Linked DNA regions of Homo sapiens: region 1 is linked to region 2. A link is an interaction called in ENCODE POLR2A ChIA-PET data of the cell type or tissue named here. Cell type or tissue: A673. All regions are shown on one strand. Each heading gives the region's core, and the rest is flanking DNA. Links, peaks and the distances in the headings are about the cores only. Region 1 overlaps ZC3H7B (zinc finger CCCH-type containing 7B). Region 2 overlaps DESI1 (desumoylating isopeptidase 1).

What was found. ChIA-PET counts read pairs that join two places held together with the same protein. Peaks named below come from ENCODE experiments on the same cell type or tissue, not always from the same donor. Only the 100,000 strongest peaks of a DNase experiment are listed, where the experiment ranks them.
Region 1: POLR2A ChIA-PET joins it to region 2 with 5 read pairs; 2 of 35 experiments call an interaction of 5 or more read pairs at or near these places.

What each region holds. Positions count from the first base shown.
Region 1 is chr22:41,342,317-41,346,701 of GRCh38, reverse strand. ZC3H7B (zinc finger CCCH-type containing 7B) reads right to left here. Exons shown (of 23, transcript NM_017590.6): 12 at 4,074-4,173; 13 at 3,126-3,287; 14 at 494-699. Among named protein-coding and RNA genes, the nearest start is that of TEF, 37 kb to the left of the region's middle. In A673, for the core only: no CTCF peak of the experiment used is centred there; no DNase peak of the experiment used is centred there; H3K27ac peaks cover 408 bases.
Region 2 is chr22:41,610,810-41,615,194 of GRCh38, reverse strand. The region is part of intron 1 of DESI1 (desumoylating isopeptidase 1); the gene reads left to right. Among named protein-coding and RNA genes, the nearest start is that of DESI1, 8.0 kb to the left of the region's middle. In A673, for the core only: no CTCF peak of the experiment used is centred there; no DNase peak of the experiment used is centred there.

The DNA of each region.
Region 1 (4,385 bases), core at 96-4,095, 270 kb after region 2:
TGGGACTACAGGCGTGCACCACAACGCCCAGCTAATTTTTGTATTTTTAGTAGAGACAGGGTTTCACCGTGTTGGCCAGGCTGGTCTCAAACTCCTGACCTCAATTGATTTGCCCGCCTCAGCCTCCCAAAGTGCTGGGATTACAGGCGTGAGCCACTGCATCAGGCTAGGAATGAGAAACGAAAACAACCACGTGCCAAGCCCTGCCTATGACTGGCTGTCAGAAAAGAGCAGGTGTGAGGGTTATGATTTTTCTTTCCAGCCTCAGTTTCTGCCTCTGCAAAATGAGGGGGCTGGATCAGATCTGGCCTCTAGCAAGATAGGATCCTAGGGCCCAGACTTACTGACCCTCCAGGACCTACTGGTTCTAAGACCAGGCCTCCACAGCCCACGGGTTCCAGGGCTGACTTCCTATGGTGGTCCGTGCCAGGGAGCATCCCCAGCCCTGTCTGTGCCATGGCCTATGGGGTGGCAGTGGGTGGGTGGGCAGTACCTCGCAGAGGAAGGTGAAGATGCCCTGGTGCTCCTTCAGGAGCTTGGCGATGGTGAGGCTGCCGCGCTTAACACCCCCCAGCGGGTCGAAGAGCAGGTCGCGGTTGAGGGTGCCCTTCCGCTCCTCGGTCCACACGTCGATCTCCTCCTGATGGTAGGCGAAGGTGCAGTTATCCCCGTACTTACAGTCCTGCTTGTTAATCATGTCTGCAAAGAGGCAACAGGACACACGTTCCGCCAGGCGGGGATAGCAGCCCGCAGCACCCTCGCCACCCCGCTGCGGCCTGTGGGGCTCTGGCCCCATGAGCCAGGCAGGGCTTCGCTCCACCCCAACACAGCTAGGTGAGCCAGGGGCTGCTGCACCCCCTGCCAGGACTTGGCAGAGCTGGGAAGTCCTTTCCAAATACCAGGCCCCCTTCTGCACCCCAACGCAGGTGAGGCAGGGTCTGCTGCACCCCCTGCTGCCAGGACTTGGCAGGGCTGAAAATTCCTTTCCAAATACAAGGCCCGCTTCTGCACTCCACACCTGCAGAGTACAGTAATCACTCCTACCCCACTCACCCCACAGGATTGCTTTTGTAGAAGTATACAAGTCTCTAAATAAATAGAAGGGATTTTTTTTTTGAGATGGAGTTTTGCTCTTGTTGCCCATGCTGGAGTGCAATGGCACGATTTCAGCTCACTGCAACCTCCGCCTCCTGGATTCAAGTGATTCTCCTGCCTCAGCCTCCCGAGTAGCTGGGATTACAGGCACCCGCCACCACGCCCGGCTAATTTTGTATTTTTAGTAAAGACAGGGTTTCTCCATGTTGGTCAGGCTGGTCTCAAACTCCCGACCTCAGGTGATCCACCCCCCTCGGCCTCCCAAAGTGCTGGGATTACAGGCATGAGCCACTGTGACTGGCAAATATAAGGGATTTAAAAATAATTATTCACCAGGAAAAGAACACTGCATGGTTAAGAGCATGTAATTTGGCGTCAGACAGAATTGGGCTAGGATTCCTCATTACTCCCCGAGCCTCAGCTGTCTTTGCTATGAATGGAGGAGACTGGGTTGTTGGAATCAAGTGAGATAATACATAAAGCTGGCGGGGGCGCTGGACATGGTGGCTCATGCCTGTAATCCTAGGACTTTGGGAGGCTGAGGCAGGAGAATTGCTTGAGGCAAGGACTTCAAGACCAGGCTGGGCAACAAATTAAGAACCCTATCTCTACAAAAAAGTTAAAAATTAAAGAATAAGCTGGGTGTGGTGGCATGTGCCTGTAGTCTCAGCTACTCAAGAGGCTGAGGCAAGAAGATGGCTTAAGCCCAGGAGGTTGAAGCTGCAGTGAGCTATAACAGCACCACTCACTCTGGCCTGGGCAACAGAGCAAGACCCTGTCTCATAAAACAAAAACAAACCAAAACAAAATTTCTGGGGGCTGGGCCATCTGGAGAGAGGAAAGGTGGCTCAGAACCTGGAGCTCTGCTGTTTCCTGGGGGTGGGACCTGTTTTTCTTTCTCCTCCTCCCACTCTAAGTCTGCCTTGTCCCATCTCTCTGCCAGGCTCTTGGCGCACAAGGACAAACAGGCCACAGACCTGGAGGAGTGGGGCAGATCCCTGGGTGGGAGTGGGGGTGATTGCAAGGGGAAGCACCGCAGAGAAGGGCTTCCCAAGATTCAGGCGGTGCTTGAAGGAGGAGCAGAGGGTGACTAGGCTCAAAGGGCACAGCGTGTGTGACGGAATCAGGGAGGGTCAGTGCATTTGGGGAATGGTTAGGGCAGAGGGGTGAGGGGGTGGATACGGGCACGTGTAGGTCTTGTTGCAGAATGTGGACTTCATCCCACTGGCCACGGGCAGTGGCTGATGGAGGCCTTTGACCCAAGAGTGACATGTCCTTAGACCAGCCTGGCTGCTGGGAGGACAAGGAGCAAGTTCAGGAGGCCTGGGCGGGCCACTGCTAGGGGCCAGGTTGGGGGAGAGGCAGAGCCGTGGGTGCACTCTCAAAGCCTCCGTTTCCTCCTCCAGAGCTGTGAGGCTGCATGCTGGTGAAATGAAAGGGCTACACTGGGAAGGCCTTAGCAATTCGTGACTATTCACATATCGCCGTACAGCGGGACCAAGGCGCTTGGCTGGGACCAGAAAGAAGCTAGTCAGGGACATGATGGATGTCCATTAAATACCAACCAGGCTGATGTGAGCCAGAAATGAGGACAGTGACAACAGAAGAGTGACAGAGAGCTCAAGTGGATGGAGCCCTCACCATGCGCCAGTCCTAAATGCTTCATGTGGCTGCTGGGCACACTGCCCCGCGGCCCCTCAGGGCCCTACAGTGGTAAGAGAAGCCAGCCCCCTATGAGTCATGTAGGCTCCTGACACTCCAGAGCACAGGCCAGTGACGGGCTCGGTCTCCAGCTGAATGTCCCAAATGTGTCCCACCTGCCTCTGGAAGCTGCTAAGGGAAGAAGACGCTCATTCTGATGTGGAATTCATCCTGCACGGGCCCCAGGAGCCTAGGCCGTGGCTTTCTCCTCCCGTGCAGCTGTGAGGCCCACCCCTGTTCTGTCTACCTGTGATGGGGAGTAGAGCAGCGGCTGGGGGTGGAGGGGCTGGGCCCCAGCTGTGCTGCCTGCCCCGCTGCAGCCCACCCACCTTTGCACAGGTAGTAGGAGCCCACGAAGCTGGTCTTAGTGGGCCGGGGCCGGATCCGCTTCCAGGTCTGGTCCTCCGAGCTCCGGAGCCGGCCGAGCAGGATGTCCCGCTTGCACTTGTGCTCAAGGCCCTCACGGTAGGTGTAGTCGCCAGCCCGGGGGCCTATGGGCAGGGTGGACACACATGATAATTCCGGAAGCAGAATTGAAGAGTGATGGCTGGCAGGCCCATGCGGTGGGTAGGAATCGGCCCCCTCCTTATATACCTACCTCCCCTCTGAGGGCCTCCTGCCAGCTCCCACCACACCCTTCCTGGCTACTTGCTCCCTGGAGACCGGGGGACTGTGCTGGGGGAAGCCCCTCGAAGGAGCCCATTCTTGGCACCCATCCCCCCTCCTTTTTTTTGAGACAGAGTCTCACTCAGTCACCCAGGCTGGAGTGCAGTAGTGTGATCCCAACTCACTGCAACCTCTGCCTTCCGGGTTCAAGCAATTCTCCTGCCTCAGCCTCCCGAGTAGCTGGGACTATAAGCGAGCACCACCAAGCCTGGCTACTTTTTGTATTTTTAGTAGAGACAGGATTTCACCATGTTGGCCAGGCTGATCTCAAACTCCTGACCTCAAGTGATCTGCCTGCCTCAGCCTCACAAAATGCTGGGATTACAGGTGTGAGCCACCGCATCCGGCCTACCCATCCTTTTTCTACCACCGTCCTCACTCTCTAGTGAGTCTGACCATGTTAGTGTTTCTCTAGAAAGGACTGTGAAGGTGGTGCCTGGCAGGGACAGACCCCAAACTCCTGCCCCTTTCCTTTTCTGCCCCAGAGGGGCTTCTGATTTCTGGCACTTATCTCCAACTGAGACACTGGGATTCTTTTGATCTGGGATCCCATGTTCCTGAGATTCCCAGTTCTCTGGGCAGAGGGGTGGAGTCTACAGGTGAAAGTTTACCTGTCTTGGGGTAGCAGAGCTGGCAGGCCTGCTTGAACTCGTGGGTGGCAGCCAAGGGGTTCTTGATGAGCAAGGCAGTGTTGGGCATGCAGGGCTCTGGCTGTGACAGGAGGAAGGAGGCCATTGTGGGCACTGGATGATGGCTGAGGCCACTGGGGCCAGCCAGGGCACCAGAAGTGGGGAGTGCTCTATGACCCCCCTATCCTACCCAAGAGCAAAACCACAGCCCAGGACCCTTCCTCTTCCTCCACCCTCCCAGCCAGGGGAGTTCTTTGTAATGTGGTCCAAGAGTCTAAAATATCAGGACCACCT
Region 2 (4,385 bases), core at 254-4,253:
GCCTCCCGAAGTGCTGGGATTACAGGCTTGAGCCACCGCGCCCGGCCTGTATTTTTTTTTAGAAGAGACGGGGTTTCACCATGTTAGCCAGGATGGACTTGATCTCCTGACCTCGTGATCCGCCCGCCTCAGCCTCCAAAAGTGCTGGGATTACAGGCGTGAGCCACTGCATGTGGCCTGACCAGTGGTTTTCAAATGCTCTTTAGCTGTGAAACTCTTCCTTGAAATGAAATCTTCTGCAGATATGCATGTGGAAAACAGGTGAAAAGGAACTTTTTTGTTAAAAAAAAAAAAAAGAAGAAGAAAACAAGGTGGGGTGAGGTGGCTTATGCCTGTAATCCCAGCACTCTGGGAGGCCAAGGCGGGTGGATCACCTGAGGTCAGGAGTTTAAGACCAGCCTGGCCAAGATAGTGAAACCCCATCTCTACTAAAAATACAAAAATTAACTGGGCACGGTGGCGCATGCCTGTAATCCCAGCTACTCGGGAAGCTGAGGCAGGAGAATCGCTTGAACTCGGAGGGCAGAGGTTGCAGTGAGCCGAGATCATGCCACTGCACTTCAGCCTGGGTGATAGAGTGAGACTCCATCTCAAAAAAAAAAAAGGATGTAGGCCGGGCACAGTAGCTCACACCTATAATCCCAGCTACTTGGGAGGCTGAGGCAGAAGAATCACTTGAACCCCGGAGACGGAGGTTGCAGTGAGCCGAGATCACGCCACTGCACTCCAGCCTGGGAAACAAAGTGAGACTCTGTCTCAAAAGGAAAAAAGAAAGGATGTAAATTCACTCAATTCATTTTTAATGTTATTGTTGGCTCCAAGTGTTTGGTGGATGAATGAATAAGTGAAAGAATGAACAGGCTGGGTGCAGTGGTTAACCCCTGTAATCCCTGCACTTTGGGAGACCGAGGCGGGTAGATCACAAGGTCAGGAGTTTGAGACCAGCCTGGCCAGCATGGAGAAACCCCGTCTCTACTAAAAATACAAAAAATTAGCCGGGCATGGTGGCGAGCTCCTGTAATCCCAGCTACTCGGGAGGCTGAGGCAGGAGAATTGCTTGAACCCGGGAGGCGGGGGTTGTAGTGAGCCATGATTGCACCGCTGCACCCCAGCCTGGACAACAGAGCGAGACTCCGTCTTAAAAAAAAAAAGAAAGAATGAATAAATAAGGGGATCTTTTTTCTATAGTCCCTATCTCCACTCTATGAATGGATGAGATCCTAAGTGTACCTTGATGCAGTTGAATAGGAAGTGTGGCGTGTAGCTTACAGGCAAATTCAGTGATGATACAAAGGATATAAAGGAGAATAAAGTAGGGTTTGTATCCTGCAACTTTTGAGTTGTTTTTCAGGTGTGAAATAACTGAGGCCCCTCTTCAAAAATCTGTTTAGTAGGAATGGGTTTGAGCTGATGATACATCCATACCTGCCAGCTGTACTCCTGAGTCAGTGAGCATGCGCATCTGAGAAGACAGCAGTAGACTGGGAGTGCAGTATGCCAGGGTGGCAGAGTCATTGCAATAACAAGCCAGGCAGCCCAGATTGGGGTTAGGAACTTTGTCCTCAATAGCACTGTGTGTCAACCAACAAAGCTAACTAAACAGAACAGCTCATCTCAACAGATGTTCATGTCACATCTCAGGACCAGGTCCTTTGCTAGGTGCTGGAGTTATAAAGATACATAAGAAACTGTCCTGGTTACTGAGGCAACTGTAGTCTAACTGGGGAGAAGGACACGTGAATAGTTTCAATACCAGGGTACTATGAGAACAACTATAAAACTTTCAAATTATAAACCCTAGAAGAAATGAGTTAGCCTTTATTGGGCATGTATTATGTCCCAGACCCTGTGCTACGCATGTGTCATGTATCGTCTCTTTTAATCCTGGAAATGTTATGAGGCAGGCAGTGTTATTATGCTTTTTTTTACAGAATAGGAAACTATAGTTTAAACAGTGCGTCCAATAGAACTTTCTGCAGTGATGGAAATGTTCTAGATCTGCACTGTCCAGTAAGTAAACACTAGTCACATGTGGCTATTGAATACCTAAAATGTGGTTAGTGGAACTGAGGGACTGAATTTGTGCATTTATTTAACTTAAATAGCCACATGTGGTCAGTGGTCACCATATTGGACAGCTCAGGCTTAGTGTTCTCAGCCTCTGCAGTGTTCTCTGTGATCTGGTCCTCCATTACCTCTGGTCATCTTCTACTTCCCCTCCTCACCCATTCTAACTTCACTGGCCTCCTTACAGGCCTTCAGATAAACCTGGCATGTCATTGCCCCTGCATCCCTCTTTCCCTTGCCTCCTTTAAATCTTGGCTCAAAGCTGGGCCTGGTGGCTCACGCCTGGAGGTGGGAGGATCACTTGAGCCCAGTAGTTCAAGTCCAGGCTTGACAACATAGGGAGACGCCGTCTCAAAAAAAAAAAAAAAAAAGTAGGCCTGGGTGGTACACATATAGTCTCAGCAACTGGGAAGCTGAAGTGGGAGGATCACTTGAGCCTGGGAGGTCAAGGCTGCAGTGAGCTTTGATCGCGTTACTGCACTCCACCCTGAGTAGCAGAGCAAGACCCTGTCTCAAAAAAAAAAAAAAAATCTTCACTCAAATATCACATTCTCAAAGAGGCCCACCCTGATCATCCCTGAAACTCCCTTAACCTACTCTTTTTTTTTTTTTTCTTTTTTTGAGACAAGAGTTTTGTTCTTGTCGCCCAGGCTGGAGTGCAGTGGTGCAATCGCAGCTCACTGCAACACCTCCCGGGTTCAAGTGATTCTTCTGTCTCAGCCTCCCGAGTAGCTAGAATTACAGGTGTGTGCCACCATGCCTGGCTAATTTTTGTACTTTTAGTAGAGATGGGGTTTCACCATGTTGGCCAGGCTGGTCTCGAACTCCTGACCTCAGGTGATCCGCCCGCCTCTGCCTCCCAAAGCGCTCGGATTACAGGCGTGAGCCACTACGCCCAGACCCCCTTAACCTACTCTTGTTCGTTCTATACCATTCACTATTGCTAACATGTTATGACTTATTATCATCATTATTATTATTGACTGTCCCCTCCCCCCACCTAGTAAGTGTCATGAAGGAGGTTTTTGTTTACTGATGTATCCTTAGTGCCAAGGATAGTGCCTGGAAGGTAGTAGTCACTCAATAAACCATTAGTTCACCGTTTAAGCCAGTAGGATTCACACCCAACCTGTCTACACCAGAACCTGTGTTCTTATTCACTATATTGTACTTCCTCCTTGTAAGCGTAGCATTCCTCACAAAGTAAATGAGAAAAGCTTCATTTGAAAGGAACAGGGGCCAGGCGCGGTAGCTCACGCCTGTAATCCCAGCACTTTGGGAGGCCGAGGCGGGCGGATCACGAGGTCAGGAGTTTAAGACCAGCCTGGCCAACATGGTGAAACCCCATATCTACTAAAAATAGAAAAATTAGCCAGGCGTGGTGGTGAGCGCCTGTAGTCCCAGCTACTTAGGAGGCTGAGGCAGGAGAATCACTTGAACCTGGGAGGCGGAGGTTACAGTCAGCCAAGATCACACCATCGTACTCCAGCCTGGGCAACAGAGTGAGACTGTCTCAAAAAAAAAAAAAAAAAAAAAGAAGGAACAGGTAAGAGAAAGCAGGTATCCTTAATTTCTCCAGTTTCACTGAACTATTAAATGTCTTCACGTAAATAAACAAATTGCAGCCATTTAAACAGCTGATTTATAAATGACAGTTCAGAAGGGCACATCAGCTCTATTTAAAATGCAGTGTTAGGCCACATAGAGTGGCTCACACCTGTAATCCCAGTACTTTGGGAGGCTGAGGAGGGCAGATCTCCTGAGGTCAGGAGTTCGAGACCAGCCTGGGCAACATGGTGAAACCCAATCTCTACTAAAAATACAGAAATTAGCTGGGCATGGTGGCGCACACCTGTAATCCCAGCCTGTACTTGGGAGTCTGAGGCACCAGAATTGCTTGAGCCCAGGAGGCGGAGGTTGCAGTGAGCCAAGATCGTGCCACTGCACTCCAACCTAGGCAATAGAGTGAGACTCTGTCTCAAAAAAAGGAATGTTAGTCTCCCCATTTTACATATAGTAAACAGGAAAGAGGAGATTTAGTATCTTATAGCCCAGTGGAACCCAGGGTTTGAAGATGCTCGTCCTAAATGGATTACCACTCCCCTTTGGCATCCAGTCTGGTTCTCATCAACCACTGTGAAATTTCACCTCAGTTTGGATAAGGTCAGAACCTGCCTCACATTCTTTAGGGTGCTATCCCCAGAAACCCCTGGCTAGGATCCCTCTATCCACTTGTGGTCTTTTTTTTTTTTTTGAGACAGAGTTTCGCTCTTTTCACCCAGGCTGGAGTACAATGGCGCCATCTCAGCTCGTCGCAA